2 separate regions of the Homo sapiens genome follow, and region 1 is linked to region 2. Evidence: chromatin loops called from intact Hi-C (ENCODE). Cell type or tissue: heart right ventricle. All regions are shown on one strand. Each heading gives the region's core, and the rest is flanking DNA. Links, peaks and the distances in the headings are about the cores only.

Evidence for each region. Hi-C counts contacts between places; a loop is a spot of excess contacts. Peaks named below come from ENCODE experiments on the same cell type or tissue, not always from the same donor. Only the 100,000 strongest peaks of a DNase experiment are listed, where the experiment ranks them.
Region 1: a loop joins it to region 2, with 3 times the contacts of the local background. A loop is called at or near these places in 4 of 110 quality-filtered maps.

What each region holds. Positions count from the first base shown.
Region 1 is chr12:113,369,954-113,385,021 of GRCh38, forward strand. It overlaps PLBD2 (phospholipase B domain containing 2), which reads left to right. Exons shown (of 12, transcript NM_173542.4): 3 at 2,696-2,854; 4 at 4,521-4,621; 5 at 4,840-5,054; 6 at 10,792-10,889; 7 at 14,152-14,312; 8 at 14,898-14,993. Among named protein-coding and RNA genes, the nearest start is that of PLBD2, 19 kb to the left of the region's middle. RefSeq lists an enhancer at 10,391-10,916. In heart right ventricle, for the core only: no CTCF peak of the experiment used is centred there; no DNase peak of the experiment used is centred there.
Region 2 is chr12:113,293,454-113,308,521 of GRCh38, forward strand. It overlaps TPCN1 (two pore segment channel 1), which reads left to right. Exons shown (of 28, transcript NM_017901.6): 28 at 2,507-5,132. The coding sequence ends at 2,623. SLC8B1 (solute carrier family 8 member B1) reads right to left here. Exons shown (of 16, transcript NM_001358345.2): 13 at 14,238-14,391; 14 at 13,042-13,122; 15 at 10,868-10,932; 16 at 5,318-6,521. The coding sequence ends at 6,324. Among named protein-coding and RNA genes, the nearest start is that of MIR6762, 9.5 kb to the left of the region's middle. RefSeq lists enhancers at 4,939-5,636, 5,637-6,332, 9,478-10,211, 13,646-14,845 and a silencer at 6,371-6,665. In heart right ventricle, for the core only: a CTCF peak has its summit at 5,647; DNase peaks (open chromatin) are centred at 5,518, 5,884, 6,221 and 6,521; H3K27ac peaks cover 5,912 bases.

The sequences.
Region 1 (15,068 bases), core at 4,026-12,025, 79 kb after region 2:
CAGTGGTGTGATCTCGGCTCACTGCAACCTCTGCTTCCCAGGTTCAAGTGATTTTCCTGCCTCAGCCTTCCGACTAGCTGGGATTACAGATGTGCACAACCATGCCCACCTAATTTTTGTATTTTTAGTAGAGGTGGGATTTCGCCCTGTTGGCCAGGCTGGTCTCAAACTCCTGACCTCAAGTGATCCGCCCACCTCGGCCTCCCAAAGTGCTGGGATTACAGGTGTGAGCCACTGTGCCTGGCCAAATTGTACATTTTTAAATGTGAATTTTATGGTATGCTGACTATATCTCAATATAAATGACTGAATGAAAGGGAATGATAGCTACCGCATTTAGGGTGGTGGGTGCCTCTAGGGATAGAGGAGGCAGGGGCTTAGGGGATGCTCAATGGTATCAGTACCATTCTAGGTTTTAGTTTGGATGTTCATTTTATTATCATGCTTCATAACTTAGAATATGTTATATATTTTTTCTGTGTATCAGATAGTACCTAGTGTAATTTTCTTTTTCTTTTCTTTTTTTTTTTTTTTTTTTTTTGAGACAGAGTCTCACTCTGTCACCTAGACTGGAGTACAGTGGCGTGATCTTGGCTTACTGCAACCTCTGCCTCCCTGGGTTCAAATGATTCTCATGCCTCAGCCTCCAGAGTAGCTGGAATTACAGGCATGCACCACCACGTCTGGCTAGTTTTTGCATTTCAAGTAGAGATGGGGTTTTGCCATGTTGGCCAGGCTGGTCTCAAACTCCTGACCTCAAGTGATCTGCCCACCTCGGCTTCCCAGAGTGTTGGGATTACAGGTACGAGCCACCTGGCCTAGGCTAGGCAGACATGCTATCAGGCATTGATGACCACTTTACAGAGACAGCTTGTCATGTGTACTTCACAGTAAACACCGACATTTTCCAGGGAATCCATAAATTACTGACTTTTCCATTGATGGCCTAACCAGTGGCCCAAAGGCAGAGCACCTGCCTGTAATCCCAGGATGTTGGGAGGCTGAGGAGGGAGGACTGCTTGAGCTCAGGAGTTGGAGGCTGCAGTGAGCTAGGATTGTACCACTGTACTCCAGCCTTGTGACAGAATGAGACCTTGTCTCAAAAAAATGAAACAAAACAAAACCACACAAAAAACAAAACAAGAAGTAGGCGAGGCTGTGGAGTGACAGCTGTCTCCTGTGATGCAGATGGAGGCATGCATTGGGTCACAAGTTGACATCAACTTGTGGAGTTGAACCTGCATGTGCCTTAGGATCCAGCAGCCCTACTACTTGGGTGCATACCTTAGAGGTGACCCACGGACATGCACAAGGTACTCAAAGCAGTCCCAAAGTGGGAGTCCTTAAAACACCATGGGCAGGTGAATGGCTGACCAGGTGGAGGTGCACAGTGCAGCATGACAGAGCAGTGGAAATGGGTGAATCTGAGATGCCTGGAGGCGAGGGGGAAAGAGCACATCACAGAGGACAACGTCCAGTGGGACACCCTTTTATAAAACTCACACTGCTCCTTCTGACACCCAGTCGCAGTTGTGGGTGGCCCTCTGGGACCTTAGTGTCTGGGGAAGTGGTCAGATGCTGGGCCAGGGCTGTTGTGGGTGCTCAGTGGTGAATGAGACACGGTTCAGTCTCTCAAGGGGCTCACGGCCTGCTGGGGACACTGAGGCAAGGCCACAAGTGGCTCTTATGTCAGGAATCCCAGGCCCATGTGCCAGGCACTTTGCCCACAAAGTCTCACTGAGCCTCCACCCTAAACCCCTGAGGGAAGCATGTGCACCTCCCCTGGATGGATGGGCAGGCTTGGGCCCAGAGAGGTGAAGCTACTTTCACAAGGTCAGCCAGCCAGTCCACAGAGGAGGCACCATTCAACCTCAGCTCTGTCTAACCCACGTCTCGCTCCTAACTAGTGTGCCCTGCTGCCTCCCCCTCTAGCCTGTGGCCTTCTTGTGGGTGGTAATATGTCTTGTCCCCAGCTGTGTCCCCTGATCCCAGCCCAGAACCTGGTATAGGACAGGCAGTGGGGAAATGCTGTGGAAGTCATGGAGGCCTGCATGGAGGAGGTGGTGTCTTAGTGGGCCTTGAAGGATGAACAGGATTTGGATGTGTTTCAGTGAGATGGTGATGGAGCAGCAGTCATGAAGCCATCAATCCTGAGGCAGTGAGTGCTGCCACTCACTCACGGGGATGACCAGGCTACGTGGTCTTTTGTCCCCCAGCAGGCGAGCCTGGACTCATGCAGGTGGCATCTCGGTGGGAAGTGCAGAGGGCCGCATGAAGTCTGGGTGAAACTGCCACGGCATTCTCTTGCCCAGTGGAATCAGAAGGGTTATTGCTGTTTTGTTCCCTGCTATGTCCTCAGTGCTTAAAAAGGAACATAATAGGTGCTCAAAAAAAAAACATTCATGGATTGACTAACTGAACACACATATAGATTGGGGTCCCCAGTAGCAGAGGTGGTGCCATCAGTTATAGGCTTTGCAGGCTAAAGGCTCTCAGGGCAACTTCCAGGGGCCTGGGGTCCCTATCCGGGGCAGAGCTGGGCAGGGAGAGGAGCCTCCAGGGAGAGGACAGCATGAGCAAGGACTCAGGTGGCCACACCAGCAGCCTCCGCTCTGGGGCAGCCTGGGTGGGGGGCTCTCAGGGAAGAGAGCACCCCAGCTGCCCGCCCTTGCCTCGCCCACCCCCTACCCCACAGCTCATCTACATGCACTGGATGAACACGGTGGTGAATTACTGCGGCCCCTTCGAGTATGAAGTCGGCTACTGCGAGAGGCTGAAGAGCTTCCTGGAGGCCAACCTAGAGTGGATGCAGGAAGAGATGGAGTCAAACCCAGACTCACCTTACTGGCACCAGGTGAGTCCTGCTGCCACGCTTGGTGGGAGGGGGCTTCCAGCTGGCCAGCCATCCTGTCTCCTGTTGTTCTGGCCAGCCTTGTGGCATGTCCAGCTGCCCAGCCGCCTCTGTTTCCATCATCATCTCCATCCCTCCTAGCCGACCTGCCACTCATCCATCTGCCCAGTCTCCATCTGTCCACTTGCTGGAACTCCAGCCATCCATCCTAGCCTACCTACAGTTAAATAATGACCAAAAACAAATAGTCAGTTGTTAGCATGGTGTTTTGCTTGTGTACATATGGTGTTTTGCTTGCATACAAGGGAGGTTGCTTGGTAGATTGATTACATTGGATGCAAGTAAAGACAGTATGAGAAAGAGGGGAAGGGGAAAACCAGAAAATCCCAGAAAGTCTGGACACAGTGAATTTTGTTTTCCTTTCCTTGAGTGAGCTGCTGATCAGCTGGCAGCTAACGGAGAGGCCCAGGCAGGCTCTCTGCCTTTGGGCCACTGGCTAGGCCATCATTGGAAAAGTCAGTTATTTATGGATTCCCCGGAAAATGTCAGGTGTTTGCTGTGAGGTACACACGGCAGGCTGTCTCTGTAAAGTGGCCATCAATGCCTGTTAGCATGTCTGCCTAGCCTAGGCCAGGTTTGCACCATTTTCCTCTGTAGAACTTCTCACTGTTTACCCACCCACCTACTCACACCCTAAGACAGACTCTTCTACCACCAACCCATCTACCTGTCCATTCCACACATCCACCACCCATCCATCCACCCATCCATCCATCCATGCATCCATCCATCCATTCATCCACCTACCCACCCACTCACCCATCTACCTATCCATCTATTCACTCACTCATCCATCCGTTCATTTACCCACCCATTTACCCACCCATCCATCCATCCTCCATCCACCCATCCTTCCACCCACCCACCCACTCACTCATCTACATATCTATCCATTCGCTCACTCACTCATCCATCCATCCATTTACCCACCCATTCATCTATCCATTCACACACCCGTCCATCCATCATCCATCCATCTACCCATACATACATACATCCACCCACCCACCCACCCACTCATCCACCCATCCATTCACCTCCCACCTGTCAACCCACTCACCCACCCATACATACATACATCCACCCACCCATCCATTCATCCAACAACCCACCCATCCATCTTGCAGATGCTTACTAAGTGCCCAGTGTGCCTGCCCAAGGCCCCATGAGGGACACACTGATGATACTTTATGGCTATAGGATGTTGAGGCAAAATGATGACAATGGGGAGAAGTCAGATGCATGAGACAGGTGCCCGAGGCAGCAATACAGTCAGTACTGAACTCAGAACAGGAGCAGTTGGCAAGAGGCCAGGCCAGGCTGGGAGGCGTCCTAGAAGAGATGGCTTTTGAACTAGGCTCTTAAGTGGGGCTGATTTGGGGTTAACACAGGGCAGAGACATAGAGTTAATTCATTGAAAGCAGGAGAGTGCTCAGCATGGAGGGGTGGGTGGTAGTTTGGGGGAGTCAAGGCTGGCTGGAGTCTGGAGGGTACCCCCGGGCCTCCTGCTCTGTCTGAACCCCCAGGCCAGAGCCCGTCCCGTTGAAGGAGAAGGTGTGAGCCTGGAGGAGAGGCCTCACCCTCCCTCTGCCCCCGCCCCCTCCCCTAGGTGCGGCTGACCCTCCTGCAGCTGAAAGGCCTGGAGGACAGCTACGAAGGCCGTGTGAGCTTCCCAGCTGGGAAGTTCACCATCAAACCCTTGGGGTTCCTGTAAGTGCCACCCCCAGAGTGAACAGGGTGGGAAGAAGGGCCACACACTCATAGTCGGACAGACCTGGGTTCCAGCATCAACCTTGCCACTCCCTGGCTCTGTGGCCTTGGAACAGTCAGCTGACTTCCCAGAGCCTCAGCTTTCTCCTCTGCAAAATGAGTACATAACAGCACTCACAGCAGGCGTGGTAACCCTCTGATGCCCTGGCCCTCCTCAGCCTGCTGCAGCTCTCTGGGGACCTGGAAGACCTGGAGCTGGCCCTGAACAAGACCAAGATCAAACCTTCTCTGGGCTCTGGCTCCTGTTCTGCCCTCATCAAGCTGCTCCCTGGCCAGAGTGACCTCCTGGTTGCCCACAACACCTGGAACAACTACCAGCACATGCTGCGTGTCATCAAGAAGTACTGGCTCCAGTTCCGGGAAGGCCCCTGGGGTAGGTGGGTGTGGGTGTGTCTGGGGGATGAGCAGGTGGGTGGGCACACACGTGGGGAGTGGTCCTAGGAGGTTTGGGCCTTGGAAACCCTCCCAACACACGGAGTCACTGCAGGGATATTCCAAGAGTTCATTTTGGTTTTGTTTTTTTCTTTTTGAGTTGGGGTCTTGCTCTGTTGCCCAGGCTGGAGTACAGTGGCACAGTCATGGCTCACTGTAGCCTTGACTTCCCAGGCTCAGATTATCCTCCTGCCTCAGCCTCCCAAGTATCTGGAACTACAAATGTGTACCACCACACTCAGCTAATTTGTTTATTTTTTTATTTTTAAGAGATGGAGTCTCACTATGTTGCCCAGGCTTGTCTCAAACTCCTGGGCTCAAGTGATCCTCCTGACTTGGCCTCCCAAAGTGCTGTGATTACTTATGTGAGCCACCACGCCTAGCCAGTTCATCTTGTTTTACATGTTTATTGCCTTTTTTATTTTACCTATTGCTGCTTAACCAGTTACCCCAAAATTTAAAACAACAACAGCTTAAATAACCGCTATTTATTTTTTGCTCCTGCCTCTATGGGTCAGCTAGGTGGTTTTGGTTTTCTGGGCTGGGCCAGGCTGATCTTGGCTAGGCTCACTGATGCATCAGCAGTCTGCTGGCAGGTCAGCTGGGGTGGGATGGCTGGAATGGGATGGCCTCTTCTCCTGTCTGGGGTTGATTGTCAGCCAGGGTGATGGGGACAGCTGGGCTACGTGGTCTTTCATCATCAGTAGGTGAGCACAGGCCTGTTCATGTAGCACTGGGGCAGGATATGGTAAAGGCCTCTTGAGACCTTGGTGAAACTGACACAGCATTCTTTTCTTTTTATTTTGAGACAGAATCTTGCTCTGGTGCCCAGGCTGGAGTGCAGTGGCATGATCTCAGCTCACTGCAACCTCTGCCTCCCGGGTTCAGGCAATTCTCCTGCCTCAGCCTCTCGAGTAGCTGGGACTACAGGCGTGCATCACCATGCCCAGCTAATTTTTGTATTTTTAGCAGAGACAGGGTTTTCCCATATTGGCCAGGCTGGTCTTGACCTCCTGACCTCAAGTGATCTGCCCACTTTGGCCTCCTAAAGTGCTTGGATTACAGGTGTGAGCCACCGCACCTGGCTTGACACAGCATTTTTTTTTTTTTTTTTTGAGACAGAGTCTTGTTCTGTTGCCTAAGCTGGAGTGCAGTGGCACAATCTCAGCTCACTGTGACCTCTGCCTCCTGGGTTCAAGTGATTCTCCTGCCTCAGCCTCCCAAGTAGCTGGGATTATAGGCGCGCACCACTGTGTCTGGCTAATTTTTGTATTTTTAGTAGAGACGGGGTTTTGCCATGTTGGCCAGGCTGGTCTTGAACTCCTGACCTCAGGTGATACAGCCGCCTCGGCCTCCCAAAGTACTGGGATTAAAGGTGTGAGCCACCGCACCTGGCTGACACAGCATTCTTTATCCAAATCAAGTCAGGTGGCCAGCCCAGGCTCAAGAGATGGGAGAATAGGCTCCACCATTTGCTATGAGGAACTGCAGAGTCACATCACATATGGCTTGGATGCAGGCATGGGAAGAATTAGAGCTATTTTTGCAAACAACCAATTGCAAGGATTGCATGAATACATTCTTCCTGTCAAATGTGAAAACTGGCTGGGCACGGTGACCCATCCCCGTAATCCCAGCGCCTTGGGAATTCGAAGCAGGAGGATTGCTTGAGCCCAGGAGGTTGAGGCTGCAGTGAACAGTGATCACGCCATGACACCCCAGCCTGGGTGACAGTGCAAGACCTTGTCTCTAATAAAGAAAAAAACAGTTTTACAGTCAAGGCCAAAGTCCTCCATAGTGCCACATCCTTCATCCCAGGCCCCAGCATCAGCCCCAGGGATACCACTGCCAAATGTTTGCAGTACCTCCTTCATGGCCAAATGTAAAAACTTGATGGGACCAGGAGCTGGTGAGGAGGTGGGGAAGTGTCCAGCCTTATTCATTGCTAATGGGAGTATGCGTTGGCACAGCTACTTTTAAGAGGAATCCAGCTGGCATCTAATAAAATTCAAAATCTGTCACTCCAGTGATCCAGCAATTCTCTGACTCCAGTCTGTCCCTAGAGAGACATTTCAGCTTCTGCATGGGGAGTGTGTATAAGCAAGTCTGCTATCACAGTGGTTTGGTGACAACCTAATGTCCATTCATTGAAATTTAAGTAAACTCTAAATTGACATTTATACAGGAAATCGTATACACTGTAAGTGTACAACTTGAATTTCTTGCACGTGGAACACACCTGTGTATAGCATCCATCTGGAGAAACAGAACATTCCCAGCCCCTAGAAGCTTCCCTCGTATCCCTTTCCAGGCACACCCCCACCCCAGCATCATCTCTGTCCTGATTTCTGTTTTTTGTTTGTTTGTTTGTTTTGTTTTTAAACAGTCTTGCTCTGTCACCCAGACTAGAGGGCAGTAGTGCAATCTCGGCTCACTGCAACCTCTGCTTCCTAGGTTCAAGCGATTCTTCTGCCTCAGCCTCCTGAGTAGCTGGGATTACAGGCACACACCACCACACCCAGCTAATTTTTGTATTTTCCGTAGAAATGGGGTTTCGCCATGTTGGCCAGGCTGGTCTTGAATACCTGACCTCAAGTGATCCAACCGCCTGTCCTGATTTCTCACAGAATAGGTTAGGTTTGCCTGGTTTTGAATGTCATATGAATGGAATCATGTAGTGTGTGCTCATTTGTTCTGCATGTCTGTGAGATTCATCTGTATTACTGTGTGTAGCTGTAGATCTATCATTCTCATTGCTATATATCCATTAAAATTTTAATAGCTTTTAAAAACATACTGTATAAGTCATACAGGTATGTTATAGAACATTGGAGAATCCACCAAAACACTCTCACAATGAAAATCACTTGAACACTCCACAACCCAAAAGAGAACATTTCTGTGAACATTTGGTTATGTTTTCTCCTAGACTTTAAAAAATGTACCTTGCCTGGGCACAATGGCTTATGCCTGTAAACCCAGCACTTTGGGAGGCCAAGGCAGGTGGAACACTTGAGGTCAGGAGTTCGAGACTGGCCAACATGGTGAAACCCCATCTCTACTAAAAATACAAAAACTAGCTGGGCGTGGTGGCGCACACCTGTAATCCCAGCTACTCGGGAGGCTGAGGCCCCAGAATTGCTTGAACCGCGAAGGCAGAGGTTGCAGTGAGCCAAGATGGTGCCACTGTACTCCAACCTAGGCAACAGAGTCGGCCTCTGTCTCAAAAAAAAAAAAAAATTTCCAAGGGTGGGCTTCATGCATGGAATGGGGTGCTATACCCATCATTGTAGTATTATACAGAATAGTTTCACTGCTCTAAAATGTTTGCTTTCTGAGTTTTTTTAAAATCATAATTAAGATTATACTGTATGAATTATTTGCGACTTCCTTCTTTTGCCCACTAGGCTGCCTTGGAGAGTTGCCAGTACTGCCATGTTTGGTCCACTGTGCGTTTTGTTTTTCAAATTACTTATTTTGAGACAGGGTCTCACTGTGTTGCCCAGGCTGGTCACAAACTTCTAGCCTCAGGTGATCCTCCTGCCTCAGCCTCCCAAAGCACTGGGATTTCAGGTGTGAGCCTCTGCGCTGGGTCCCACTGTGCCTTTTTCCTTTCCTTTTTTTTTTTTTTTTCTTTGAGACAGAGTCTCACTCTGTTGCCCAGGCTGGAGTGCAGTGGCACAATCTCGGCTCACTTCAACCTCCGCCTCCCAGGTTCAAGCAATTCTCCCACTTCAGCCTCCTGAGTAGCTGGGACTACGGGCATGCACCCCCAACCTGGCTAATTTTGTATTTTTAGTAGAGATGGGGTTTCACCATGTTGGTAAGGCTGGTCTCAAACTCCTGGCCTCCTGACCTTGGCCTTCCAAAGTGCTGGGATTACAGGCGTGAGCCACTGTGCCCGGCCTACTGGTCCCTTTGTTTTAAAGTGCAAAGACTTAATGTGGAAGAGATAATTCAGGCCAGACGCGGTGGCTCATGCCTATAATTCTAGCACTTTGGGAGGCCGAGGCTGGTGGATCACTTGAGGTCAGAGTTCGAGACCAGCCTGGCCAATGTGGTAAAACCATGTCTCTACTAAAAATACAAAAATTAGCTAGACATGGTGGTAAATGCCTGTAATTGCAGTTACTCGGGAGGCTGAGACAAGAGAATCACTTGAACCTGGGAGGCAGAGGTTGCAGTGAGCCGAGATCCCCCCACTGCACTCTAGCCTGGGCAACAGAGCAAGACTCTGTCTCAAAAAAAAAAAAAAAAAAAAAAAGACAAAGGATAATTCAGAGAGCTACACCCAGAACTCTGGAGCACTGTAGGGAAGAGGTCTGGGTAGAATCCCTGCTCAGCCATTTAACTGTTTGGCCTCTGCTAAGTTACTTAGCCTTTCTGAGTCTCAGATTGCCTTATCTGCAAAGTGCAGATGATAATTCTCTGCCCCCATGCAGGGCGGGTATAAGGAGTCAATTTACAAGATCACAGGGGTAATGAGCCTCCAGCATAAGCGTGAGGTCACAGTAGCCCTGCTGCAGACAGTGCATAAAACCAGACTAGCACTTGTCAAGGGATGGGTTTCAGGTAGAAGGAGTTCTAGGGCAGGGGTGAGGGTACCTGCCGGGGGTGGGCCTGTAATCCCAGCTACTCGGGAGGCTGAGGCAGGAGAAGCGCTTACAACTGGGAGGTGGAGGTTGCAGTGAGCTGAGATCGCCCCATTGCACTCCAGCCTGGGCAAAAAGAGCGAAACTCTGTCTCAAAAAAAAAAAATGTCCAGTGAACAAAATATTTATCTGTTTGTCTATCTATCTGAGTATATATATTTAACACATACACATATACCCACGCACACACAGAGTTGTCCCTTGGTGTTGGGGAGGGAGTTGACTCCAGGAGCCCCTGTGGAAGCTCAGGTCTCTTCTATAATACGGCTGACTGTTTACCTATAACATATACATATCCTCCCATATCCTATAATCATCTCTAGATTACTTGTAAGACCTAATACAATGCTACATTAATAGTTGTTATACTGTATTTTTAAAATTTGTTTTATCTTTTAGTGTTATTTCTTTTATTTATTTATTTATTTATTTTTTTTAGATGGAGTCTCACTCTGTCGCCCAGGCTGGAGTGCAGTGGCGCGATCTCGGCTCGCTGCAAGCTCTGCCTCCCGGGTTCACGCCATTCTCCTGACCCAGCCTCCCAAGTAGCTGGGACTATAGGCGCACGCCACCACGCCTGGCTCATTTTTTGTATTTTTAGTAGAGACGGGTTTCACCGTGTTAGCCAGGATGGTCTTGGTCTCCTGACCTCGTGATCCGCCTGCCTTGGCCTCCCAAAGTGCAGGGATTACAGGTGTGAGCCACTGCACCCAGCTGTGTTGTTTCTTTTTAATCATGTTTTTTTCCTAGTATTTTTGGTCCCCAGTCGATTGAATCCAAGGATGTGGAACCCACGGACATGGAGGGCCAACTATATAAGTTTTGCTGCTAGCTTTTATTTTTACTTGCACGTATATGCACTTTTATATGCCCAATGACCTCATTTGCTAAATGACAAAAAGGACACAGTGGGGGCTTCCTCGGAGGCCTGCCTGTGCCCCTGTGCCTGTGTCTTGTTAGGTAGGGTGCAGGGGCCTCCACCTGTGCCTGTCTGACCAGCATCCCTGGCTCGCTCTGCCTGCACAGGGGACTACCCGCTGGTTCCCGGCAACAAGCTGGTCTTCTCCTCCTACCCCGGCACCATCTTCTCCTGCGACGACTTCTACATCCTGGGCAGTGGGCTGGTGAGTCCCTTTCTCATGTCTCCTCTGTTCCTGGGGTGTTTGTCACACGGCGGCTCTGAGCTGGCAGGATTGATTCCTGCGGCAAGTGGGGACCAGGCTGCAGCCCAGTGCTGGGTGCCATGTAGGAGCCAGGGGTGCAGTGGAGGATGAGGTGGACGCTGCCCCACCTGCCATTCAGAGCCCAGACTCGCCCTTCCCCTGCTCTGGGGACTTGGACCACCACAAGGGCGTGTTTAAACATAGACCCCCAGGCCCCGCACAGGGCCTCCAAAACCTGCAGATGGCCTGGGACTCTGCATGTAACCCTGGTTGTCAGGAAAGGCTGGACTTGGGGATGTTTGGGACTATCCCTGACCTCAGTGACCTCACTTGTTTTTATGTATTCAGGATAACTGTGCCCCCGCCCCCCCCACATCCCCACCGCTTCCCTCTCCTCCTGCCTCCCTCTTGCTTTCCTCAGAGCCCCTCTGACCTGACCAGGTTTGCTGAATAGAGGCTGTTTACAGTGTGTTGTTTTCATCTTTTTTCCTGGCTGCGGTCCAGACTTGTTTAGAAATCTGTCCCTGGCACCCCTCGCTGAGAAAGTGAACCCTTTGATCTCCAGGGCAACGAGACAGAGGAGAAAAAACATCACTCTAAAAAACACCCTTAGCGCAGAGAACGCCAGCTCCCTGCGGGGACGGGAGGGGTGGGGACTCTTCTTCTTGTCTGATCCTTGCTTTTTTCTGAGTGTGGAACGAGGCAAGAGAGGGCCAGGCGGTGGGTGAGGGAACCCCCATGCTGTGGCCCAGGTGGGGAAGGGGACTGAGGCAGCTGGGGAGGGACACGTGAAATGGTTCCACCTGGTTACCAGGAAAGGGTCTGGGCAGGAAACTTCCCTTCCATCAGGGTCCCTAACTGTTTTTGTGCCATAAACACCTTGGGCAGTCCAGGAGGCTGTTGGCCCTCTTCTCAGAATAGTGTTTTAACTTTTATTATTTATTTATTTTTTTTCATAGAGATAGGGTCTCTCTCTGTCACTCAGGTTGGAATGCAGTGGTGTGATCGTGGCTCACTGCAACCTCCCACCTCCTGGGTTCAGGCGATCCTCCTGCCTCAGCCTCCTGAGTAGCTGGGACTACAGGCACATGCCACCATGCTCAGCTAATTTTTAAATTTCTTGTAGAAATGAGGTCTCACTATATTTCCCAGGCCAGTCTCGAACTCCTGGGTTGAAGGGATCCTCCTACCTCAGCTTCCGAAAGTGCTGGGATTATAGGTGTGAGCCACTGTGCCTGGCAAATTAGTGTTTTTAGACACATAAACCAAAATGTATAGGATTATGGAGGAAACCAGTTATAGTGAAATATGGTTATCAAAATATAAGTAAACTTTTAGTATATATGTGCTGCTTTATTAACACACTGAATAATAAGATCCAGAAGCAGGTGTGATAAATACCATAAGTTAGAAGAAGCAAGGTGCATGAATGATACTTTAAGGTATGTACAGCCTTGTAATCTGATGGAAAAACATCTGTGATTTCTGACAGTGACCGTCCCAGTGACTACTAATACCACTGTGGTGTGTCACGTTAACAGTGGAAAGAAATACCAAATTTCAGGATTTTTTTTTTTCAGAGATAGGATCTCACACTGTCATGCAGGCCTGAGTGCAGTGGCATGATCACAGCTCACTGCAGCCTCTATCACCTCAGCCTCAAGCGATCCTCCCATCTCAGCCTCCCAAGTAACTGGAACTATAGGCGCCTGCCACCATGCCTGGCTAATTTTTTTATTTTTTGTAGAGACAGGTTTTGCCATGTTACCCAGGCTGGTCTTGACCTCCTGGGCTCAAGCAATCTGACCCCCTTGGCCTCCCAAAGTGCTGAGCCACTGTGTCCAGCCTTTTTTTTCCTCTTTAAAGAGAAAAAAGAAAAAATCACATTTATGGATACAGCTATCTTTTAGCTGTTCTCAGCTTTTTGGTGGGGGTGGTGGTGGTGGTGGTTTTTTGTGTGTGTGTGTGTGTGTGTGTGTGTGTGTGTTTTTTTTTTTTTTTTTTTTTTTAGATAGGCTCTCTCTCTGTTGCCCAGGCTGGAGTGCAGTGGCACGATCTCAGCTCACTGCAACCTTCGCTTCCAGGGTTCAAGTGATTCTCATGCCTCAGCCTCCGAATAGCTGGGATTACATGAGTTTTGTTTGGTTTGGTTTTTAACTCACAAGAACTAAGCTTTACTTTTCAAATATGCTGAAGGCAGCCAAGGGTTCCAGCAGGAAATGGAGAAGGGAGAGGAGGCAATCGGAGGCAGCGGTGGGCATCCTGCATGCCCCAAGGCTGGAGGGAGACTGAGGGCCTCTCCTGTTGTAAGGCCTCCTAGTCCTCTGACTGCTGCATCTGCCAGGCTGACAGCCTCAGGCCGTGCAACTTTTCCTGCAGAACTGTGGGAAAGGGGTGGGAATGGGAGGTTGCCCAGCTTGGTGAGGGAGTGGGTTCATGGGAGCGGCTCTTTGGGCCTCTCAGGGGCTGTTCACCAGGGCAAAGCTAGATGCATGATCCCAAATCCTCCTGCGTGCTTGTCCAAGGAACTGGTGGGGAACACGTGCCTCAACTGGATATGAGTTTTTATTTTTATTTATTTCTTCTTTTGTTACCCAGGCTGAAGTGCAGTGGCATGATCTGGGCTCACTGCAACCTCTGTCTCCTGGGTTCAAGTCATTCTCCTGCCTCAGCCTCTCCAGTAGCTGGGATTACAGGTGTATGCCACCACACCTGGCTAATTTTTGTATTTTTAGTAGAGACAGGGTTTTACCATGTTGGCCAGGCTGGTCTGGAACTCCTGACCTCAGGTGATCCACCTACCTTGGCCTCCCAAAGTGTGAGCCACCATGCCCGGCAGATTAAGTAAGTATTTAACACATGTAATCCCAGCACTTTGGGAGGCGGAGGTGGGCGGATCACTTGAGGTCAGGAGTTAGACCAGCCTAGCCAACATGGAGAAACCCTGCCTCTACTAAAAATACAAAAGTTAGCCAGGCGTGGGGGCACGTGCCTGTAATCCTAGTTACTAGGGAGGCTGAAGCACGAAAATTGCTTGAACTTGGGAGGCGGAGGTTGTAGTGGGCTGAGGTTACACCACTGCACTCCAGCCTGGGCAAGAGTGAGACTCTATCTCAAAAAAAAAAAAAAAAAAAAAAAATTTTTGGAGCCATGACTGATGAAGTACTGCCACTTGGTGGCAGCATGCCTAGGCTGTGCAGCAGCCCCCTTGACCTTCCCACAGGTGACACTGGAGACCACCATTGGCAACAAGAACCCAGCCCTGTGGAAGTATGTGCGGCCCAGGGGCTGTGTGCTGGAGTGGGTACGCAACATCGTGGCCAACCGCCTGGCCTCGGATGGGGCCACCTGGGCAGACATCTTCAAGAGGTTCAACAGCGGCACGTGAGTGGGCTTCTGGCCCTGTGGCTTCCCCTGCACCAAGAGATAGACCAACCTCCCCTTTAACACTCACACTCCTGGGGACCAGATGTGGCATCCGGGCCACACACCCCACGCCCTCCTTTGTTTCATACATGGGGAGACTGAGGCTAGGGAAGGAAAGGATTTGCCCCTCCCCTGCAGGCTCCTCAGCCTAGGAAGGGGTGCCTTGGTGGCAGTACAGGAAGAGCACTTGGAACCTGAAGACTCTCAAGGGGACAGTGGGGAGGGCTGTTTGAGGAGGTGGACGTGGGTGGGTGGCAGGGCCTGTGAGCCAGAGACACTGGAACTGGGCAGTGCAGATCTTACAGCATCCGGCAGAGGAGCTGACCTAGGGAGCCACAGAATATTCTGGAACAGTCAAGCAGCATGACGAGAGAGGGGTTTGTGGATACCTGGTCATGCTGCAGCGTCAGGGTGTCAGTTGAATGGCTGGACAACCCCAGGCCCACTTCCTGTAATTCCTAGCTGAGTGGGACACTGCAGGGTGGGGAAAGCTGGGGAGGTGGCTCCAGGCTCTGTTCAGTCCTCCCTTCCCCTGCCCGGCAGGTATAACAACCAGTGGATGATCGTGGACTACAAGGCGTTCATCCCGGGTGGGCCCAGCCCCGGGAGCCGGGTGCTTACCATCCTGGAGCAGATCCCGTGCGTACCCTGGGAGGGAGGGGTGGGGGCTCGGGGCAGAGGGGACTGCCAGGGTGAAGGCCCAGAGCCGTGCTG
Region 2 (15,068 bases), core at 2,017-10,016:
AGAGATGCAGACCGTCCATCGGGACCACTGCTGGGGTTGTGTGGGACCTGAGCGGGGCTCACTTAGCCTTGAACCCTTGACTCGTGCCCAGCAGAGGCAGCTCTCCAGCCTGCCTGCCGCCATATGTCCCTGCCCCTTATGAATTCTCCAGAACCTCCTCTCCATCTCTTACTCTGAGTCAGCTGCAAACTCAAACATGTGTACTAAGAAACACAGTGAGCAAAGAGGAAAGAGCGGCGACCGTGGTGAACTGGCAAGGATGTCCCTGTCCAAAGGAGACAGTCTCCTCCCAGCTCCAGGATGTGCCTGTCCAAAGGGGACACAGCCTCCTCCCAGCCCCAGCGAGTGCTGCCCAATAGGAAGAAGGCCCTACTGCGGTCGGGCTGCTTGGTGTTTTGTTTTGAGATGGAGTCTCGCTCTGTCTCCCAGGCTGGAGTGCAGCAGCACGATCTAGGCTCACTGCAACCTCCGCCTCCTGGGTTCAAGCGATTCTCCTGCCTCAGCCTCCCGAGTAGCTGGGATTACAGGCACACGCCACCACACCTGGCTAATTTTTGTATATTTAGTGGAGACGGGGTTTCACCATGTTGGCCAGGCTGGGAGTGCTTGGGATTTTTCATAATTGGGTGTTTTTTGTTTTGTTTTGTTTTAGAGATGGTATCGCTCTGTCACCTGGGCTGGAGTCCAGTGGCGTGATCATAGCTCACTGTAGCCTCCAACCCCTGGGCTCAAGTGATCCTCCCCACTCAGCCTACCCAAGCAGCTGGAACTACAGGTGTGCACTGTGACACCCTAATTACCTTATTTTTGTAGCAGTGAGGTCTTGCTGGGGTCTCAAACTCCTGGTCTCAAGCAATTCTTCCACCTTGGCTTCTAATTTAAGAAAAGGCAGGCCAGGCATGGTGGCTCATGCCTGTAATCCCAGCACTTTGGGAGGCCAAGGCAGGCGGATCACTTGATGCCAGGAGCTCGAGACCAGCCTGGCCAACATGGTGAAACCCTGTCTCTACTAAAATTACAAAATTTAGCCAGGCCTGGTTCCGTGCACCTGTAATCCCAGCTACTGAAGAGGCTGAGTCAGGAGAATTACTTGACTCCAGGAGGCAGAGGTTGCAGTGAGCCAAGATCATGCCACTGCACTCCAGCTTGGGTGACAGAGCTAGACTCTGTCTCAAAAAAAAAAAAAAAAGGCAGAATCAGATGTTTTTCTTTTTTTGCATGACCTCCCAATCTTTACATATTGGCAGCTAAGGAAAATATCTCACAAAGCACCGTGTGGGCTGGCATTTGGCACGGTGCCTTCCAGACCATGGGCCACCAGCCCATGAGCCCTGCAGAGTCTTCTCAACCACCTCAGGGTTGCCAGGGCTCCGGGGAGCCTCTCCCACACCAGCTATGGTGGCTTTGCTCTGTTTTCTGGCATTCTAATAGCTTGAAGCCCTTCTGTTTCACTAAAACAGTGACAACCAGGGTCCATGCCTGAAAAGCGGGGGGTGCTGTCCCCAAAGCAGCTTACACATTCTCCGGGAACACAAGAGACTCAGGCAGTGTTCTTTGGGCTGATGTGTAGTGGCTCACTGAACTTGGTGTCACAGAAACATGGAAATAATAGAAGCGTTTGACCTTGGGCAGTCACTCCATGCCTCCCTGTCTGTGCAAGGGGATGACTGTGCAGCAGCACCCATTCAGGTGTGGTTGGAAGGAGGTGTGCTGCCCTTGGCCTCTGCCCTTCTGCCTGTCCATCTGCTCCAGGCCTCAGTTTCCCCCTCTGTAAAACAAGGGGGCCAGAACTAGGCCATCTCGAAGCTCTAAAAGTCTATGGTTCAGTCTTTTAAAAAGTAGGGTAGGGTATGGTGGTGCACACCTGTATTTCCAGCTGCTTGGGAGGCTGAGGCGGGAGGATCATTTGAGCCCAGGAGTGGGAGGCTGCAGTGAGCCGTACCTCGCCACTGCTCTCCAGCCTGTGCCACACAGTGAATCTCTGTCTCCTAAAAAAAAAAAAAAAAAAAAGGAAATGTGGGGTATACTTAATTCCTTAATTACCTGAATACCTCAGTCCCTGAAAATGTCAGAGTTTATAATCATGGCCTTAGGCAGGTGAGGTATTCAGCACAATACAGCTCTAAGCCTCGGTGTCTCGGGTGTGAAACAGGGACACAATTCCTGCCAAGCTCAAAAGGGGTCACTCGGGGGGCCCTTTAGTGAAGGACAAAAGGTTATGCTCACAAACAAGGGGTGAGGGTTGTTCCTGCCTGGGCCTGTTAGAGAGCTGTTATGCGCAAACCTCCAGACACTAGGGAAAGATTTCATTGTCATTTTTGCCTCTGGGGCCACATTCAAAATTCCCAGCATTTCTGGGCCTGTGACGGGGGTTTCAGTACCAGCTGGGTGAGGCTGGCAGCCCTGCCCCTTCCAGCCTGGATGCTGTGGGCTGTGTGACCTTGTGGGGTGGGCGGGGCAGGGGGTGGGGTGCAGCCCTCAGCACCCCTTCTGCTCTCTTCTCCAGGAGTGGTATGAGGAGCATGCCAGGGAGCAAGAGCAGCAGCGACAACTCAGCAGCAGTGCAGCCCCCGCCGCCCAGCAGCCCCCAGGCAGCCGCCAGCGCTCCCAGACCGTTACCTAGCCCAGCGCCCGAAAGCCGTCTCTTCTATGCAATAACACAATAGTATTACTCTACTGCGATGTACGGAACTGCGGTGTGTGTACACATACTCACGTATATGCACATATTTATATACAGGAAGAAAAAAGACAGACAAGATGGGGCTTGGTTTATAACCACCTTGCCCTGTCTTCCTTAACTCCAGAAGCCAGTTTGGTGAGGGGTGGGGGTGCGGCCACCAGGTCTGAGCTCTTCCTACTGTGGAAGGCTCCAGAAGGCCCTTCACAAGGAGACCCCTCACCTGGATCCAGTCGACTGCGGGGCTTGCCCCTCATGTGGGCTGGCCTCCATCGGCCACGTCCAAAGCTGTCACTGCTACTGCTTCAGGCTCACATCCCCCCGACCTGATGGCGTGCCCGCCCCCTCTCCCTGCGGCCCATGCCACAGGTTTCTGTGTTTTGCTTTAGGGACAGAACCACTTAGGAAGGAAAGAACTCCCGGTCTCCAGGGTGGTATTTCAGTGTCTGTGATAATGTCACGCAACACCTCTTCGGGGACCAGTGCCCAGGATCTAATGGAAGCGGAATTGGGGCAACTGGGCCCATGTGGCCAGAGCTCAGTTAGCCAGTGCCGGGCGGCCACAGATTACACTGACCAATCTCCTCCCTTGGCTCTGCAAGCCTCCCACCCAGCCTTCTCTGGCTTAACCCTTGTTGGCGAAAACTCTTCCACAGTGGCCTCCTTGGGGACCCAGAACCCGGAGGAAGGGGCATGAGGCAGGAAGTGGGGCCGATGTCTGCAACCCAGACCACTTCGTGGAATGGGCTCTTGACCAAATCCCTTTTTTTGCGATTTACCCGTTCAAGCAAAACAACGTTTTGGTTAACTAAGGATTGTGCTAAAGCCGATACCAGGTCCTTCACACGTGTGCACTAGGAACAGGAGCGAACAGCACAGAGAGACGCTCCCTGTGGGACGCAGCAGCCCCGTGGCCCCGGCCCAGTTCCCAGCCACCCTCCCTGGCTCTGCTCACACCAGAGATTTCCATAGCAGGAGCGGTTGGTGCAGAAGTAGGTTCAGATGAACCTCAGTTAACGTCGCCACCCCTCCTCCCACCATGGTACCCTGTAGGAGCCCTGTATGACATCTGAGCGTGGTGGAGGTAGGAGGGTTGCCAGCTGCAGTGACCCTGCCACAGAGGCAGGGTCAGTGCAGAGGTCGCTTTGGTTCCGCTTCCCTGGGCCACAGAACGGAACACAGCATAGGTTCTGCAGCAGGAGCCGCAGTGGCAGGATGGAGGGTGCGAAGGGCAAGGAGTGCACTGCTGGGCATTCCTGGCCAGCCCCGGCCCTCTGGTGCCTGCTTCCTGTGACTTCAGAAGGCAGGTGGACAGAGCCTCCCTCTGGCCTTGTCCTCTTCCCAGCCACAGAACGGGCAGGGTGGCACCCGACCCCAGGGGAGCAGTACCTGGTCCCCCACCCCCTCCTCCCAACCACCTCCAAGGCCAAGCTGGGTCCCATAGCCAGCACGGCATGGTTCTCCCCTTCCCCCCTTCCCAGGTCAGGGGAGTTGGACAAGTAGCAGGTGTTTGTTTTTAAAGCACAGCCCTTTGGGAAAGCAACACATTATTGAGACTCACTGTGATTCCCCCGGGAGTCAGACTGGCTTTGTCCTCTTCCTCTCTGGAGGGCCATGGGCCATCAGCAGGAGCTCCACATCGAGCCCCAGGCCAGAACCCCCTCCCTTTCACAGAGAGGGAACTTTATTGCACAATTGGGTGCCTTTTAGCTTTTGTGTGTTGAAATGGGCGTTTTGGAAGCAAGGGTCAGGGGACAGCTTCTAAAGGTGTGAGTCTCTGACCTGAGCATCTGGGCCTCGCCTGGGCCCTTCTTCCTCCCCAGGGGTGGAAACGTGGAGGGGCCAGCAGCACCCCGGGGTCTGCCCAGGGGAGTCAAGGCCCCGAGGTGGGGGGGCCTATTCCAGGAGGAGTGGGATCTCGGCCCTGTCCAGAGCGAGTTAATGTGTCCATCTGCCCAACCCTGTCCTGAGAAAGGACCTGGTTTTGGCCAGGACCTGACAAATACCCAATGGCAGCAGTGTCAACAGACGGGAGTCCAGCCAGGGTGGGTGCCCTTGTCATTGAGGTTAGGGACAGCTATCCCCAGGTTATGCCTGGCCCCACCCAGCAGGGAGTTGGGGTCCCCCCACAGGCTGTGAGCTCTGTGGGCCCTGGGATGTGATCTAGCTCAGATGCCCTCTCATCCTTGATGTCATAGTTGAGTGCACCCAAGTGGCACCCACTGGCGGCCAGGGGCACAGCCTGGTGGTGGTGGCAATAGAACTGTGCCCCTCCTCAGCTCCTCGCTTCCCCTCCCACAGCCCCAGCCTTACTCCACCATGCGGACAATCATTTTGTACGGATCACGGGAGCAATGCTGTACGGTTTTGTACACTGGTGGTTTGTTTCCTAGAAAACCCATTGTGTCTCTGGATTTCTAGCACATTACTAAAAGAGCCTCTGCTTTGTAAACATGGCTGCTGCCTCTTGACTTCTGTGGCTTTGGGTATTGTCGGGAGAGTGGCCCCATCCAAGGCCATGGCCATTCCTGATCCTGCCTCAGCCCCACCCCGAGCTGTGCCCTGGGGTCAGCCACTTGGCACTGGCCCCAGGTGAGGAAGAACTGGTAAAAGTTGGGGGTGTCATTTTCTCTACACTTGAAATTTTGACTTTTTTTTTATTTGGAAAAGAGACAGTTGAATCCCTTTTCTTTACCAGCATAAGGCAGTCAGGCAAACCTAAGAGTTGCTTATTTCGGCAACATAAGGCGGGGTCATTGCATGACAGCAAGAAGGCACGAGGTCCCCTCATCTGTCCTTTCCCAGCTCGCAGGCCTTGGAACCCCGCCCAGGGCCCCGCTGAGGGAGGCACAGGCACAGTCCTACCGACTCCTGCCTGGCAGCTGGAGGAGCCCAGGTTCCAGCACAAAGGAGTCTGTGGACAGGCAGGGGCAGAATCCTGGAGGGAGCGCCTGAGCCACCATCCCATGTGGCAGCTGCTGGCGTAGCAGTGCCTCGGGCTGGCATCGTTTTGGAAGCAAGTGGGTTCAGTGAAGTGTGTTGCCACGAATAGCACCCGCTGCTTTTGGCTTTATTAACGTGGCAAGGAGAAATTCAAAATTAAGTATGTCTCGAATTCTGTTTGTGGCAGATGGTGCGGCTCTGGAGCTCAGCCCTCGGCGGCCTGATTCCCAGGGGTCCAAGCCACCCTCATTCTCTGAGTCAGGGTTGGGCAGCCACTTGTGTCCTGAGAAGGTGCCAGAAGGCCTGAAGCCCAGGCAAGGGGAACGGGCAGTGCCTGTGCCTCGGGGGTACCTCCAGCATGGCCTGGAGCACATCCAGCCATCCCCTTCCCCCAAACTCCAGCCCTTCTCAGAGGGGCTCTGGGGGTCATTCAAGGGGGACTTCTAGCTTCTCTCTGGAACCCTTTGTCCAGAGCAAAGCCAGGTTTCCAAGGTCCCCACGGCAAGGCTGTTGGGTGCTGGCAGCAAGAGGTACACAGCAGTTCTCCCAGCTCACAGCAGTGACCTCAGATCTCCAGCAGCAAGGGCCGCACTCTCGTGCCCACAAGGGCCTTGCAGAAATGCTCCGGTCCCTGGGCCTCCCCCGGCAGGAGGGGCGGGGCTCCTGCCTGCAGTGAGGCCACAGCACTAAGCGGCTTCAGTCACATGCTTTTCAGGTGAATCACTCCAAATTCAGTGAGGAGGGCCACGACAAGGAAGTTCAGGTAGAAGAGGAGCAGGCAGAAGCCATAGACTCTGCTGAGCTGGAAGCACTGCAATGGGACTGAGACCAGGGAGAAGACGAGGCTGAGCCCCAGGGCGCCTGCCAGGACCCACACCAGCAGTCCGTCTGGCTCCAGCTGTGGAAGAATGAGGGGAGAGAGGCTGAGTCACTGCCCGTCACAGGCCCCGCCCCGTCTGTGGCCAACACAACAATGCAGCCTCAACAACAATGCAGCCTCAACAACAATGCAGCCTCAGCAACAATGCAGCCTCAGCAACAATGCAGCCTCAACAACAATCCAGCCTCAACAACAATGCACCCTCAACAACAATGCACCCTCAACAACAATGCAATCTCAGCCGAGCACAGTGGCTCATGCCTGTAATTCCAGCACTTTGGGAGGCTGAGGCAGGTGGATCACCTGAGGTCAGGAGTTCGACCTGTATTGGCCAGGAGTTCGAGACCACTGGCCAATACAGTGAAACCCTGTATCTACTAAAAATACAAAAATTAGCCAGACATGGCAGTGTGCTACTGGGGAGGCTGAGGCAGGAGAATCACTTGAACTCAGGAGGCGGAGGTTGCAGTAAGCCGACATCGTGCTACTGCACTCCAGCTTGGGTGATGGAGTAAGACTCTGTCTCAAAAAATAAATAAAATAACAACAACAACAACAACAACAATGCAGCCTCAACAGTGTTTGAGGGCACCAGCTGGGGGCCACTTAAGGAAGACTGGCCTGCAGCAGCCCGGCCTGCCCTGTGGGATGGCATGCCCCACCCTGAAGTTACCCAGACGTGGCCCCAGAAGTTTCCAGACGCAGAAACAGCAGGGAAAAGGAACCTTCTCTTCCAACTTCAGCCAGGTCCACCTGCCTGGGTGCCTCTCCCCTGCCTCGAGTCAGATGTCATTATAATTCCCTCTGTTTTTAATGCTGAACTCTAGTCAACGACATGCACAAGCGGATGTTCACCACTTACTGTGAAATGCATCAAGAAACAATATGGATGCGTTAGGCCGGGCAGGGTGGCTCAGGCCTGTAATCCCAACACTTTGGGAGGCCAAAGCGGGCAGATCACTTGAAGTTAGGAGTTCGAGACCAGCCTGACCAACATGGTGAAACCCCGTCTCTATTAAAAATACCAAAATTAGCCAGGTGTGGTAGCACATGCCTGTAATCCCAGCTACTCGGGAGGCTGAGGCAGGAGAATCACTTGAACCTGGGAGGTGGAGGCTGCAGCGAGCCAAGATTGCACCACTGCACTCCAGCCTGGGTGACAGAGCAAAACTCCATCTCAAAAAACAAAAGAAGAAAAAAGAAAAGAATAGATGGAGGCATGGACAGACAGGCATGGACAAACAGACAACAAAGCAAAGGCAGCCAAACATAAACAGTAGAGTCTGGGTGGTGGGAATATGTGTGTCTATCATACAAGTCTTTTAACTGTTCTATGTTTGAGTTTTCATAATAAAATGGAAAAAATCTTTATAAGGCTTTTTTTTTTTTTTTTTTTTGACATGGAGTCTCACTCTTGTTGCCCAGGCTGGAGTGCAATGGCGTGATCTCAGCTCACAGCAACCTCTACCTCCCAAGTTCAAGTGATTCTCCTGCCTCAGCCTCCCGAGTAGCTGGGATTACAGGTGTCTGCCACCACGCCTGGCTAATTTTTTTGTATTTTTAGTAGAGATGGAGTTTCACCATGTTGGCCAGACTGTTCTCGAACTCCTGACCTCAAGTGATCTGCCCACCATGGCCTCCCAAAGTGCTGGGATTACATGTGTGAACCACCGCACCCAGCCCATAAGGTTTTTGAAGAAATGGCAGCTATAAGTATCTACTGAGTGCCTGCTCTATGCCAGGCATTGTGCGAAGGGCCTAACAGGCACTGTCGTCTTTGATCTAACAATAGTCTTGTATGGTGGGTACTAGGATGGACTCCATTTTACAGATGAGGAAACCAAGACCCTTAGACTTGACTGACTTGTCCAAGGTGCTCAGCAGCACTGGGCCTGGCACCTCTGCCTGACTCTGAACTTGGGAGGATGCCGCCTTCTGGGTGAAGGAGGGGATGGATGAATGATAAAGGAGTGGCAGCAGCAGAAATGAATGAGCGAGAGCCAAAGTGTCAGGCACAAGACAGGCTCCTCTGCGGGAGGAGGAGCTGACAGCAACTCCCGTTCTCTAGAACTGGGGAGGAGCCTGCAGATTTCAGCTGCAGGTTTTTATATGTGTAGTAGGATAAGTAGTGCCCCACCCCCAACAAATTCACGCCCATCCGGAAGCTCAGCATGTGGCCTTACCTGAAATAGGGTCTTTGCAAATATAATAAGCTAAGGGTTTCAAGATACAATCATCTTGGACTTAGGGTGGCCCCTAAATCCAATGACTCATGTCTCCGTAAGAAGAAGAGAGAGATGGCCATGGGAACACAGAGGCAGAGACTGCAGAGATGGGCCCACTGGGCAAGGAACGTCAGGAGCCAACAGCAGCTGGAAGAGGTGAGGAAGGATCCTCCTCTGGAGCTTGGAGGTGGCACTGCCCGGCTGATGCCCTGATTGCAGGCTTTTGGCTTCCAGAACTGGGAGAGACTCAATTTCTGCTGTTGTCAGCCCCCTGGTTTGTGGTCAGTTATGGCAGCACTAGGGAACTAACACTATCTATGGTATACATGTCACACATGGTTGCTGACATATTTTCAAGCAGTACAGAAGAGTAAAAGGGACTGAAATGTCCCCTCCCCGCTTCTCTTCCTTCCACACTTAGCAGGTATATCCAACACGCAGTGAAGACATGAGGTACCGTGTGGGCTGTTTCTAGGCACCGTGGCGTTTCGTCTTCCCAGCCACCTGCATCCTCCTCGTCTCCAACCCACAGATGAAGAAACTGACAGAGTAAGTGACAGAGCCCAAATCCAAGTGCAAGCTCTTAACCAATGCCTATCCTCCTCCCCATGGGATGCCATATTACACACGCCTGTGGACACACACACCTCTAGACATGTACATCAATTCTGAAAACAGAGATGGGACCGTACAATAGGTAAGTGTTTCAAAGCGACTTGTGGTTTTCAACCAACGGTACACCATGGACATCCTTCCATGTTGATGTCTCATGCCATTTAACGGCAGGAGCGTTTCCTAAACTCAGCACAAAGGTGGTAGACACACGCGCACACACACACACACATTTCCTAAACTCAGCACAAAGGTGGTAGACACACACACACACACGTACACACACACACACACTTCCTAAACTCAGCACAAAGGCGGTGGACACACACACACACACACACACACACACGCGCGCGCACAGGAGAAAAGAGGAAATAGGTCCCCTGAGGAGCCAACCCTAAAGCCTCATTACCTGGAACTACCCTAGAATCTATCATGAAAGGGAACCTATTAAACCCATAAAGAGGGACAACAAAGTTTGCAGAGGGTGTTTACCTTTCAGAAAAGAAAATTTCAAGCCCTAAGTAGCTGTTTGCTTGTGGGCATGGCCAGTGTGAAAGAAACACCCTGCCCCCGGCTAACAGGCTCTGCCGAGAGCCTATTCAACAACTCGTGCCTCTGGGAGAAACGGGTGACTTTATTCAGCTTCATAACACTCAAAGAGCTTTCCCATGGCGAGGCTTAAAACCAACCCCCAGGCCATCTCTTCCTCCCCAGCCTACGTCTTCCTTGCTGAGTCTCTGGACTCAAGTCCTCCAGAATAGAGATGCAGGGATGGGACTGCCAGCGGCTCAGGGGTCCAATCTGCCTCATATGCACAGGGTTTTGTTTGCATGTGAGGCAGATTTTCGAATAGAAAAAAATTCACTTAGGAATCTTGATTTCTTCTCTAGAGGACCTGGAATATCTGGCCACATGCTACCTACCCAAATCACCCACACATCTCTGTCACCTCCCCTGTGGGCAGTGCTGGGATATGGTGCTCAGTCTGGCCCTTCCGCTGCGTGCTTATCCAGGAAGCTCAGCTGGTGTCATCAATCTCATTTTATAGGGGAGGAAATTGAGGCCCAGAGATGTCCTAACTCCATTTTTTCCCTTTTTTTCTGAGATGAAGTCTCACTCTGTCGCCCAGGCTGGAGTGCAGTGGCGCAATCTTGGCTCACTGTGACCTCCACCTCTTGGGTTCAAGTGATTCCCCTGCCTCAGCCTCCCAAGTAGCTGAGATTACAGGTGTGCACCACCACACCTGACTAATTTTTGTATTTTTAGTAGAGATGGGGTTTCACCACGTTGGCCAGGCTGGTCTCGAACTCCTGACCTCAAGTGATCCTCTGCCTCAGTCTCCCAAAGTGCTGGGATTACAGGCATGAGCTACCACACCCGGCCAAGATGTCCTAGCTCACTCAAAGTCATACAGCCAGGGACTTAAGTGATGGGACCCAGATCCAAAGCCAGGGCCTTCCTGCCCCTTCCCCATCAAGCTACATCTTGGTTATATACACTTGTAAACTTACAAGGAATACTCACCTTCACTTCTGTGTGGCTTCGGGAGATCTGGAGCAGGCAGCCCAGCCCCACACCCACGAGGATGTCTGCAGCCCAGCTCAGGAAGCTTTGCTGGAATGGCCTGCACATAACCCAACCACATAGCCCGTTCCTCCTACTGTGTTCATCCCCAGGGCTTGGGATGCCACTGCAAGAATGAACTTGGGCCAGGCGCAGTGGCTCATGCCTGTAATCCCAGCACTTTGGGAGGCCAAGGCAGGAGGATCACTAGAGGCCAGGAGTTTGAGACCAGCCTTGGCAACAGAGTGAGACCCGTCTCAAAAAAAAAATTTGGTGGGGGTTGGAGGTAGAGAAGTGCAGTGGTGTGAACACGGCTCACTGCAGCCTCGACCTCCTAGGCTTTGTGATTCTCCCACCTCAACCTCCCAAGTAGCTGGGATCACAGGCATATGCCACCACACCTGGCTAATTTTTTAATTTTTCTGTAGAGACAGGGTCTTGCTGTGTTGCCCAGGCAAATCTCAAATCACTGGACTCAAGTGATTCTCGTGCCTCAGGCTCCCAAAGTGCTGAGATTACAGGTATGAACCACTGTGCCCAGACTTACAAAAAAAAATGAATTTACTTGGCTTTCTTTATGATGTATGCCCAACTCCCCCAAACACCATATCTGAGGAGACCCTATCTTTTTAGGCCTTTAAGAAGATGGGTGCTGAGTAAGTGTTGCAGTCAGTCTCTAAGGATCGAACACCTTAGGGTGCCAGGAATGCTTGGCGCATGTAAGCACTCAGTAGGTGGGGAAACCGAGGCCAGGAGAGATGAAGGGACTGCCCCCAGTCCCTAGAGGGAACTGGTGATAGTGTGTGGGCCGAGGCCATCTCTAGGGGTCGTTCAGGGCTCCCTCCTTCCCAGCCAACCTGGGAGGTCAGGCGAGGCTGCAGCCCGAAAGCCAGGAGTAGGCCTCAGTGGGCGCAAAAGGGCCACCAAGGGCCTTGCTCAGCCTGGGAGTTAAAAGGGCAGGCATCACTGTCTCCGCAGTTAGCCTGTTTTGCCGGCCAACTGCTCACACTGCAGCCCCTGGTGAGGCTCTGTCATCGTGGAGCCTGGAGAGAGCGGCCCTTCAGGCACTTTGTGATCATCTTTCTTTCTTTAGCAGCCAACAGTATCCACTGCTGGCCGAATGCCTGCCGTGCGCCAGGCACTGTCTGGAACCCACAACCATCTGGTTTCAAAGCTCTTTCTCTTCATAGCCCCAGGCTGGCTATATCCGTCTTTTCTATATAGACCAAAAGTTGGCAAACATCAGCCCTCCGGCCAAATTTGGCCCACTAACTGCTTTTATAAATAAAGTTTTATTGGAACAGAGCCATGGCCATTCACTTATGCACTGTCTGTGCCTGTTTCTGCACTATAGCAGCAGAGTTGAGTAGCTGCAAAACCGCCTGCATGGCCCCCAAAGTCTAAAATATTTATTCTTTGGGCCAGGTGTGGTGGCTCACGCCTGTAATCCCAGCACTTGGAGGCTGAGGCTGGCAGATCACTTGAGGTCAGGAGTTTGAGAACAGCCTGGCCAACATAGTGAAACCCTGTCTCTACTAAAAATACAAAAATTAGCTGGGCGTGGTCGTGGGCGCCTGTAGTCCCAGCTACTCAGAAGACTGAGGCAGGAGAATTGCTTGAACCCGGAAGGCAGAAATTGCAGTGAGCCAAGATCACGCCACCGCACTCCAGCCTGGGCAACCGAGCCAGACTCCGTCCCCACCCTGCAAAAAAAAAAAAAAAAAAAAAAAAAAAAGAATTCTCTGGCCCTTTTAGAAAAAGTCTGCCAACCCTAACATAGACCATGACATGTCGCTATGAGCAAGAGAGAGAGGGTCTTCCATAGGACACATAAGCTCATCCTATGGGCACCTGCTTATCACACCACTCACTGTCCTAACAATAATAGCTGCTGTCTGCTGAGCCCTTACCAGGGGCCAAGAATTTCATTCACCTCACTGGATCCTTACAACACCACTTGGAGGTTAGCACTCCCCAAATCCCTATTTTAAAGCCTTGGAGCCTGAGGCTCAGGCAGCCACATTACCTGCCCCAGGTGTTACACCGAGAACCAATCCCCAGGGTGGGGCATGGAGCACACCCCACCCACGGCTGTGACACCAGTGCTAAGGCCAAGAACAGACCACAAAGGATACTGAAGATGATGCCGCCAAAGCAGGCGGAGAACGCCATCCGTGGGTAGCCCTGGCGAGCCAGTGTGAAATCCGAGAAGGCATCTGCACAGGAACAAGAGGGGCCTGCAGTGGTGAGTCGCTTCCCCCACCCTCCCTGGTCATCCACGCCTTCATTCTCACCCACGGTCATTCAGGCAACAAACACAGATGGATGCCCAAGTGTGCCTGGGCACTAGCTGGTGGGGTGCTGTGTGAGGGGGCACAGCATCTGGGAAGACACACTTCCCTCCTTAATTCCTTTACCCCACTCTTTCACACCAGGAACAACTTTGCAGGTGTGAAAAACGCGGCTACCAGCTGGGCACAGTGGCTCACACCTGTAATCCCAGCACTTTGGGAGGCCAAGATAGATGGATCACCTGAGGTCAGGAGTTCGAGACCAGCCTGGCCAACATGATGAAACCTTGTCTCTATTAAAAATACAAAAATTAGCTGGGCATGGTAGTGGGCGCCTGTAATCCCAGCTACTCGGGAGGCTGAGGCAGGAGAACTGCTTAAACCTGGGAGGCAGAGGTTGCAGTGAGCCAAGATCACACCATTGCACTCCAGCCTGGGCGACAGAGCAAGCCTCCATCTCAAAAAAAAAAAAAAAAAAAAAAAAAAAAAAAAAAAAAAAAACTACGGCTACCAATTTTTCAAAGTCTCATCTGCTGGTAACATGCACAGCACCTCCACATGAATAAGAAGAAGGTGCTCAAAAAGGTAAGTGGAAGGAGGGGCTAGATTTCAGCTCCCTCATCCTCTTGTCTGGATGCTCTGGAGCAGTGCATAACCTGGCCAACCACACCTGGCTGCTACAGCTAGGGAAGGGTGTATGTATGTAAGTGTGAATGCCTGCATGTCACACACCCGTGTACACATCAAGCACGGCCGGCTGCAATGGGCTCCATGTCCTGCCTGAACTCTGGGAGCCACCGACCATCCCCGCATCAGAGGGTGGGGAAGAGGCAGGGGCCTCTATAGAGTTTCTTGGTCCAACTGCAGTCAGGGCCATCTCACCCCAATGCTGGCCACTCCACAGTGACAGGGGACACTGCACAGGTGCAGAGGGCAGACACCCTGGACACTCCTGCCCAGATGCGACTCTGGCTGGGGGAGGAAAGAGCTAAGATGTGGCCGCACTCACCCCCACTCAACCCCACCCAGCCCTGAGTCACCTCCAATGCTGTTCCCCCAGGCCAGCAGCGTGAGCCCCAGCACAGTGTTGCTCAGCCGGAAGACCACACCCAGGGACCGCAAGATGTTCACCACCTCTGTGGCGGCCGCGTTGATCCACAGGGCGCTGGTCAGAAAGCCCAGGAAAGCAAAGAGCTGCGGAGGGAATGGTTTGCTGTGGGACCAAGGCCAGCCCCAACAGGAACACAGCCTCAGTTCCTCACCTGTGAAACGGGATGATAACAGTATCTACCTCATGAGCTTATTATGAGTATAAAACACGTTACTATATGCATTGGTGCCTGTGCAAAGTTAGTGCTCAATAAAACGTGAGTTCAATATTATTTTCTTTTTTCCTTAATAAACTCCCTTTCAGGCCGGGCACGGTGGCTCACCGCCTGTAATCGCAGCACTTTGGGAGGCCGAGGCGGGCAGATCACCTGAGGTCAGGAGTTCGAGACCAACTTGGCCAACATGGTGAAACCTTGTCTCTACTAAAAATACAAAAATTAGTCAGGCTGGTGTCACACACCTGTAATCCCAGCTACTCGAGAGGCTGAGGTGGGAGAATCGCTTGAACCCGGGAGGCAGAAGTTGCAGTGAGCCTAGATCATGCCAGTGTACTCTAGCCTGGGCGACTGAGTGAGACTCTGTCTCGAAAAAAGAAAAAAAATAAAAACAAAAAAACCTCCCTTTCATATACTAAAAAAAAATATTATTTTGTCTGGAAAGGGTTCCTTATCACTTTCATCAGATTTCCAGTCTATGAACCAAATACCACCCATCATCCCAATAAGTATCCCTGTACTCATTAGCGGTCACTCCCTAGCCCC